Linked DNA regions of Mus musculus: regions 1 and 3 are each linked to region 2. The links are chromatin loops, found by intact Hi-C in ENCODE. Cell type or tissue: gastrocnemius. All regions are shown on one strand.

The links. A loop is a pair of places that touch in the nucleus more often than their neighbours do. Peaks named below come from ENCODE experiments on the same cell type or tissue, not always from the same donor. Only the 100,000 strongest peaks of a DNase experiment are listed, where the experiment ranks them.
Region 1: a loop joins it to region 2, with 2.9 times the contacts of the local background. A loop is called at or near these places in 16 of 42 quality-filtered maps.
Region 3: a loop joins it to region 2, with 3 times the contacts of the local background. A loop is called at or near these places in 2 of 42 quality-filtered maps.

Annotation. Positions count from the first base shown.
Region 1 is chr9:68,975,337-68,977,836 of GRCm38, reverse strand. All of the region lies in intron 1 of Rora (RAR-related orphan receptor alpha), which reads right to left. Among named protein-coding and RNA genes, the nearest start is that of Gm31262, 150 kb to the right of the region's middle. In gastrocnemius, a CTCF peak has its summit at 1,498 (motif pointing right); no DNase peak of the experiment used is centred here; H3K27ac peaks cover 1,482 bases.
Region 2 is chr9:69,295,449-69,297,948 of GRCm38, reverse strand. The region is part of intron 2 of Rora (RAR-related orphan receptor alpha); the gene reads right to left. Among named protein-coding and RNA genes, the nearest start is that of Gm46153, 8.9 kb to the left of the region's middle. In gastrocnemius, no CTCF peak of the experiment used is centred here; a DNase peak (open chromatin) is centred at 1,346; H3K27ac peaks cover 1,645 bases.
Region 3 is chr9:69,049,682-69,052,181 of GRCm38, reverse strand. The region is part of intron 1 of Rora (RAR-related orphan receptor alpha); the gene reads right to left. Among named protein-coding and RNA genes, the nearest start is that of Gm31262, 230 kb to the right of the region's middle. In gastrocnemius, CTCF peaks have their summits at 181 and 1,485; no DNase peak of the experiment used is centred here; H3K4me3 peaks cover 796 bases; H3K27ac peaks cover 2,500 bases.

The sequences.
Region 1 (2,500 bases), 320 kb after region 2:
GAGGCCTTGCCTTATTCCCAGCATCTGTCTCTAAAAGGCGATGCTGGGGCTGCCCATCTTGGAACCACACTCTGAAAAACACTGGATTAGAAAGTTACCTTTAAGCCTCTCCTGGTATGGGACTTAATTAAAACGTGGCAGACAAGATGTGAGGTCGAATTTGAAAATCTCTTCATAACACAGCGGGCAGTGGGAAAGAAAGACACACATACATGAGGCCCTGTTGTCATAGCATCAAGGGGTCCCTTTCACAGGGAGGTGAGCCGTGCACACCGGCTGCCACTGTCACATTGTCACCTCTGAAAATATAATGCCAAGCTGAGCAAAAAGCAAACACCAGGAGGCTTTAAAAACTGAGGGGTCCCCGTGCTCCTTCCACACGCAGGCAGGGGGAAATGGCTTTATGTAGAGAAAGTGAAGGATAAAAGAAAAGTAGGGCTCTGCTTCCCCAAGCCGGGAGTCAAAGAATTTGCTGAGGAGGCCGCATGACACATGGAATAAAATCCAGGTCCCTGATACCCAGAGGCTAGAGAGAGAGAAACGGAATATCCGCAGAAATCCTGAGAGTCTTGACTTTCTACAGTAAACAGTTGTGATTGGATTCACTTGGTGTCTTGGAGCATGCATCAAGTTCATTAGCTGGCATCCAGCAAGAAGAGAAGGATGAAGAGAGAGGTTCTGGGGGACAATTCAGTAATTGCTACTTGAGAGCAAAGCAAAGTTCCTGAGAAAAATCTTTTACAAAGACCCTGTCAAAACAAGTCACTTAAGGATTAGCAGGAGCTAAATCCTCCGTCGGAGAGATTTCTCTCAACAGTCCTAAATGGGTTTTAGTATCGGAAAATCTTAGAAAATACACTCCCCCTGCCTCAAGCCCCTGACAGAACGGCTCTTTCAATTGCCTGGCATCTTGTGAGAGACTAGCTTTTCCTTAGGCTGAGGCTTGCTGGGGAAAAATGAAATAAAATAAAACCTACTCTATCCTTTGCAGCAGTGACTATGGCTGGGAAGGAATGGTTAGCAATGCCTCCTGTGTGTTTGGAAGGTTGGTACCTTTTCTCTTGCAGCAGTTTTCCTCGGAGCCGACCAGTACTCAACTGTGATAAGCCCACTCTTCAGCTTTTGTCTTTATTTGATCCCATATTGGACTCTCTTGAAGGTTTAACTGCTCAGTTTGTTATTAGGTAGCAGCAGGGAGCTGAAACTTCTCCTTGAAAATATCTAGGTGATTAATTTTGGTTGTTTCGTTTTGTTTTGAATTAGGAAGAAGAGCAAGCACGAAGCAATAGCAGTGCTTTTTCGGTGGCTGTCTCGCAAGAGGGCACCTTTTCACTCTGTTGGGCATAGGTGATTTTAGTTTCCAATCTTAGCTTCCTCTTTGGGTCCTAGCTCATATTTCTTAAGCTCTGGGATCTTTGGCTTGTGGAGGGCTGTCTCTGTCCATCAACGGAGTACATACAAAAGACCCAGCGGCTCCGTAGGCAGAAATGCTCTGACAACTGTCCCCACAAGAGGGTGATCTGGTAAGAGATTTTCACATCTGCCTGACAGATGGTCACCCTTCCATTGTTCCTCCCAAACCCTTTAGCTCTTGTCACAGCTCAGAACCTCTATTTTAAATATGGCTGGGGCTACTTCTTGGAGGGCAAACATACCGCTCAATAATCAATTCATTAATTTGGAGACAGGATCTCATTATGTAGTCCTGGTAGGCCTAGAATTTACTAGGCAGACCAGTGCAGCCATGAACTCCTAGGCAATCCTCCTGCCTCTGCCTCTTGAGTGCTGAGATTACATGCCCAAGTTGTTCTATCTAGCAAGAAACACACCTATCAAATGTTCCTTCTGTGAACAAGGACTGCCCCTCTCCACGTGCACTTGATCCATTTCTAAATGTCCCATTCTCTAATAGATTCTTTTAAAGCAGCCATTTGTCAGGTACACATATGTCTCTTAATAGTTGTGTGTCTTAATGATAGAGAAGGTACCAAGGCTTAAAACTAAACACAGGAAATATTTTCCTAGCAGCTGTAATAAAGTTCATGTGTGTGAGCTTGTATCTGTGTCTGTAGATATGTACAGCTTCAAGTATTATCCTTCCCAACGAGCCTTATGCTTAAAATACCATGGCTGAAATATTGTTCAGACACTGAAAATCTATGACTACTGTTCAGAATAAATGATTCCAAGAGGCAACACATTAAGTCTATTTAATTATCAAGACTCCAGGAAATACAGCGTGTATCTTATTTTGCTTCCATGGCCAAGAGAAGTTTAGGGTTGAGACTTGAGAGCCCTGAGTTGGAATCTGAGAGCCATCTACAGGACAGGAAAACTCAACAGTGCAAATTCCATTTCTCATCAGCTGGCTGGGCATGGGAAATGAACCTGAGATAGACTGTCTGGCTAAGAGACAAGAGAAGTACTGGAAAGAGTGTGTGTGCTTGTGTGTGTGTGTGTGTGTGTGTGTGTATTTATAGGTGTATAAATTTGCATGTAT
Region 2 (2,500 bases):
CAACCTAACCACAAGTCCTCACTTCTTAACCACGACCTTATTTCTAAGATCAAAGGGCCAAAGCAGCAGTTTCTCTGCACCCCCCAACCCCTTTTTGTTGTTGTTTTTGCCTTGTTTTCATGAAAAGTTCAGTTGCTTCTTTCGAGTATCAGCAAGGCCAGAATCATACTCCTTTAAAATCCCAGCGGTATCTTTCATCTTGGTTGGTTGTCTTTGCTATTACAGCTCGGGTCCCAAAGTTCAAGCCATGAAAAAGCCCACTGTACCTCGTGTTCTTACACCTCTGTGGTGTGTCCCCCTGCAACCCCCCAAGAGGCATTTCAGTGGGAAAATCAGTATTTTCAGGATTTAGATGCCTCTGGCTCCTCCACAGAGGTAAGATTGTTTCATGGTTGATACATCAGGCAAAGCCGAATTCAAAGCTCACTAAAGAGCCTAAAACTATTACTCAAATGAGTTCTTTTCTCTGACTCTACATGGAGAGCTTTTATGTGTGTTGTTATTTTCATTTTTCTGTCTGCTTTTGAGCCCTGTCTTTTGTTTTGCAGGCTGGTCTGTGTCAACTTTCCTAGGATAACCTTCAGTTTGCTCCTACCTCATGAGCGCTGGGATTACTGGAGTGCACCACCATGCCTGCTTTATGCAGGACTGGAGCTTGAACACGGGGCCTTCTAAATGTCAGGCAAGCCCTCTACCAAGTGAGCAACACCCTAGCCAATTTCCAGTCGTTTAACCTGTAAACTCTTTCAAGCTCAATCATCCTCTATCATATATACTTTATTTTTGAGACAACCTGAAAGTTTGGGTGAATTAAACCACCCGAGTCTTCAAAACCAAGGAGCTAAACAGTTTCTTCTGATGCCAAAAAGATTATCAGCGGTTATAATTATTTATATCCTCTGTGTGTGTGTGTGTGTGTGTGTGAGAAGGGGGGGGGGGAGAGCGCCTTGATTTGAAAATGAAAAATGTTAGATTTCACTGGCTTTTTTTTTTTTTAAGAAAAAAAAATCAAGGATGGAGAATAGACAAAACAAGGATTTCAATACAGGTTTAGCTGCTCAGGAACCAAATGCCACTCAGATTTAGTACAGACAACAGGGTGCTACGAACAAGCTTTAATAGAACTTGTTCCTTTAAAATGACCTTTCCTTCCTTCCAAGAAAACATTAGAGATTCGTTATCTAATAAGTCATTTCTAATAACTGCACAAGATAATGAATTACACTTTTGAAATTGGTGAAGAATGCCCCACAGCTGTCGAGAAAATATTCACAACCTTTGACCTTTTCCACTAGCCTGATGGGAATTTCATTGGCACTGGCATGGCTGTTGCCTGTCATGAGCAAGTATCCACTAGAGGGCAGCCTCATCTCAGATGTGATACTGCTTTGTGAAAAAACAAAACAAAAAAACAAAACAAAACAAAACAAAAAAAAACACCCAAAACTTATAAGAGCTTGTAATGTTCCTATAATTATTTTTGTGACTTTAATTTTTTTCCTGGGTAGTTTAAATAATCAACATAAGTCAAATAAAGTACCCATAAACTCTTAAGCCCCCGCTTCCACAAATTACAAGGATTACCACTAGGATTGATCCCCAGTCGAGTTATAGAGCCTTCTTTATGTACCTTAATATGTTTGAAACAAAGTTGTTTTGTTTTGTTTTGTTTTGTTAGTCAAGTCAGCCATATCATATTAGGCAGCTGGACCTCACTTTTTGCATCAAAATGTCAAATGTTTCCAGACAAACTGAAGTGTGTTTTTCATTTGAGGAAGAAATTGACCAAGATTGTGAGGTGGCTGAACGGTGAACCTGAGTGAGATGGGAGGCAGAGGGACATCAGAGCTCATGGGTAGGTGTGTGTGTGTGTGTGTGTGTTTGTGTGTGTGTCTTTTCAAATAGCAGTCTTCAGTTGGAAGGATCACATGTGTCCCCTACAGCATGGGAAGGTGGGCTCAGAACCAGAGGGAACTTATGAGAACTAAGCAGACATGTCTGCTTGATATGGGATGGTCTTTCTGATTTAACATGGAATAAGCTACCTCTGGAAATAGTGAACTCTCCAATCACAGGAGGGTTTTCAAGCATAACAGGACATTCGTGTCACCCACTTGCTGACGGGACATAGAATCTGAGTGACTTAAAGTTTCATTCCTTCCCGAGCCTCTGAAAGAACAGCACACCTCCATCCGGTACCCGGAGAGGTTAAGTACCAACCCAGCAAGAAGTGAGCTCCTGCGACTCCTCAAGAAACCTTCTATTTCTGCTGATGTGAGAGACGCCAAGCTTCTCAACACTATGCACTGATGCCCCTTCACTAGCAACACAACCATGCTGACCAGCATTCGACCACATGGAATGGATTAAAATAAAAAGACACACGTGTAAACCTCCTTCTTTGCCTAAAGATAAATGGGACAGGCAGACAAGTATTTGACTGAGTTCTGTGATAATGATGACTCTGTGCAGAGGCCAGCTGCACTTCACGAGGCTGTTC
Region 3 (2,500 bases), 250 kb after region 2:
GGTTCAAATGAGGAGACACAATTATCTCTGTGAACTCTAAATACGGCTTTGCTGACGGAGGCCAACTGGCTCATTTTACAGACATCTTCCCTCGTAAAAAGAACCCCACCGTGCCAGCAACCAGGGTGTTACATTCAATAATAAAATCCATGCTAAAACACTCTGTGTTAGCAATCATGTGTTGTGGTCATTAGACCAGAGGAGGGAGGCTTAGTCCAACCCTGCCATTTAATAGCTCCGTGAACTTTGGCAAATGACATCATGAGGTGTTGCTCTGTTTCCCAATCTGAGCAATGGAACACATAGGCACACCTCCATCATAGTATTGTGTCTGTGAAGATTAAGTCACGGAACTGGTAAAGTGTCACAACAAACACCCCATGAGAAGGCATAGTTAGTAAGCTTTATCTAGAAACCAAGACTATTTTCATTACTGGACATGTTTAATTTTTCTTAGTATCATTTGTGTGTATCTGTGCATGTTGGGGTATGTGTATGTTGGTATAGAAGCCTATAGCTACCAGAAGAATTAGAGTCCGTGGAGCTAAAGATGTAGGCCATTACGAGGTGCCTGGCACGGGCGCTGGGAACCAAGTTTGGATCCCGTGAAAGAGCAGCACACTCTTAACCACTGACTCAAGGCTTCATACCCCCAAGGAATATGTTTTTGATTCAAGATATACCGCAAATAAAATTATAACTGCTAAGGGACAGAATAGCAGCTGACAAGAAGAAAAGTAACTTTATGCCTATGGAAAATGTCACAATAATATCCTCAGAACTGGAGTGTAAATTATCATGAAGTGAGTCTACGTGGTGCTAAAGGAACACTAGGTAGCCAGGAACTTGGGGATATGATTAGTGCTAATGCCCAAGCATTAATTAGCTTGGGTGACTAGCACTGGATTCTTAGGGAAGTTCAGAGGTCAATCTATTTTGAAACTGATCTCCCTGCAGTGGCACAGCATCGGGCACATGTTGTTAAGTTTTCCACAGTTACCAGGCTGAATTGGAAGAAGTCTTGGGTGTGGGGGGGTGGGGGGGGGGAAGGGTTGTTCACGATGCACACTATGAAATATATACCAAGGAACTCTATGTCCATACCACGTGTACTTGGACACAGGGTTGATGGGGCTGGCGGAGGGAACAGGGTAAAGTGTCGCTTTGCTGTGGAAGTCAAAGTGACATTAATAACTGTGTTGATGATTCATTAGAGACTGAGAGTGAACCACGGTAAAGCTCTCTCCAAGTCTCATTCAGGACGTTTCTCTGAATCACTGGCGTTCCATGGGGGTTTTGATTCAAGGTGGCCTCATTTAGGAGGCACAAAGCAAGGAAGCAGAGGCATGCCAGTGAAATCCCAGCCCGATTTGTGGGCACTAAGCAGCAGGCTACCTCCCTGCCTTAAGACTCCATTAAGAAAGGGGCGTGTGCTGCTCTCGGGAGCAGGGTTGGCAAGCAGGAAGAACAGTATATAGCACCCCACAGCGTGAGCTCCCAGGATTTACTCTTGTGTGGAGATAGGAGAATTGGATTAACTAGTTTCTGAGGCCTTATGCATGTCTAGATTTTGGAATCAATGATTATCTTGGAGAGGTGCAATCTAAACGAAACCTGTCTGATTCTTGAGCAAAACAAACAGCTGCCACACAAGCTAGCACAAGAGCTCACCTCACTCCACAGCAATCCTAAAAATTTACCACTATCGATATAGCTCCCTGGGTTTCAAAGCCTTCTGAATTCTTATAAGAAACATTCATTTTAATTTAAAAATGTGTGTATGTGTTTGCATGCATGCTTGTTTGTGCTTGTGTGTGTGTGTGCTACGTCGCACATGTGAGTTCAGGTCCCTGTGGAGGCTAGAGGCATTCTATCCTCCTGAAGCTGAAGTTACAAGCAGTTATAAGTCCCTCCGCATGGGTGCTAGGAACCAAACTCAGGTCCCCTGAAAGAATGTATAGCACATGCTCTTAACTGCTGAGCCATCTCTCTATCCTGACCTCGGCATTCTTAAGAGTGTTTTATCAAAAGGCAGACAGTTCTGGAACCTCCACTTGCTCTTATCTCGGAGGCAGTAACAAGCAGTTACTTTATTTTCTAAATGACGAAGTAGTGGTATGGGCATATGCTATGTGATCCCATGAATCCTGTAGTACCTGAGCGGATGGGGGGCATGTCTATTCGCTTGCACAGATCCTGTCCCAGTCTAGGTGTGGGCTGATGTGTCTAAACATTGTTTCTAAATAGAGAAATACCTCTAACCTGGTTACTGTGCCCTCAAGGGCAGCTTCTGAACTTGGGTTCCAGGGGCTGAGGCTGAAAGCAAGCTCCTTTTCTCCAGAGGACAGTCTCTAACCCTGCTGCCGCCTCCCTTTGACTGTCAGAGGACCCTGGGCTGCCACGGAGAGCTGGTGAGGGACCACAGCAGCGCTGCCAGACTGCAGGTAGGCAGCCCTGCTGCAAGGCTGCCACTGCACCAGTTCCTAGCTTTATGCTTTTT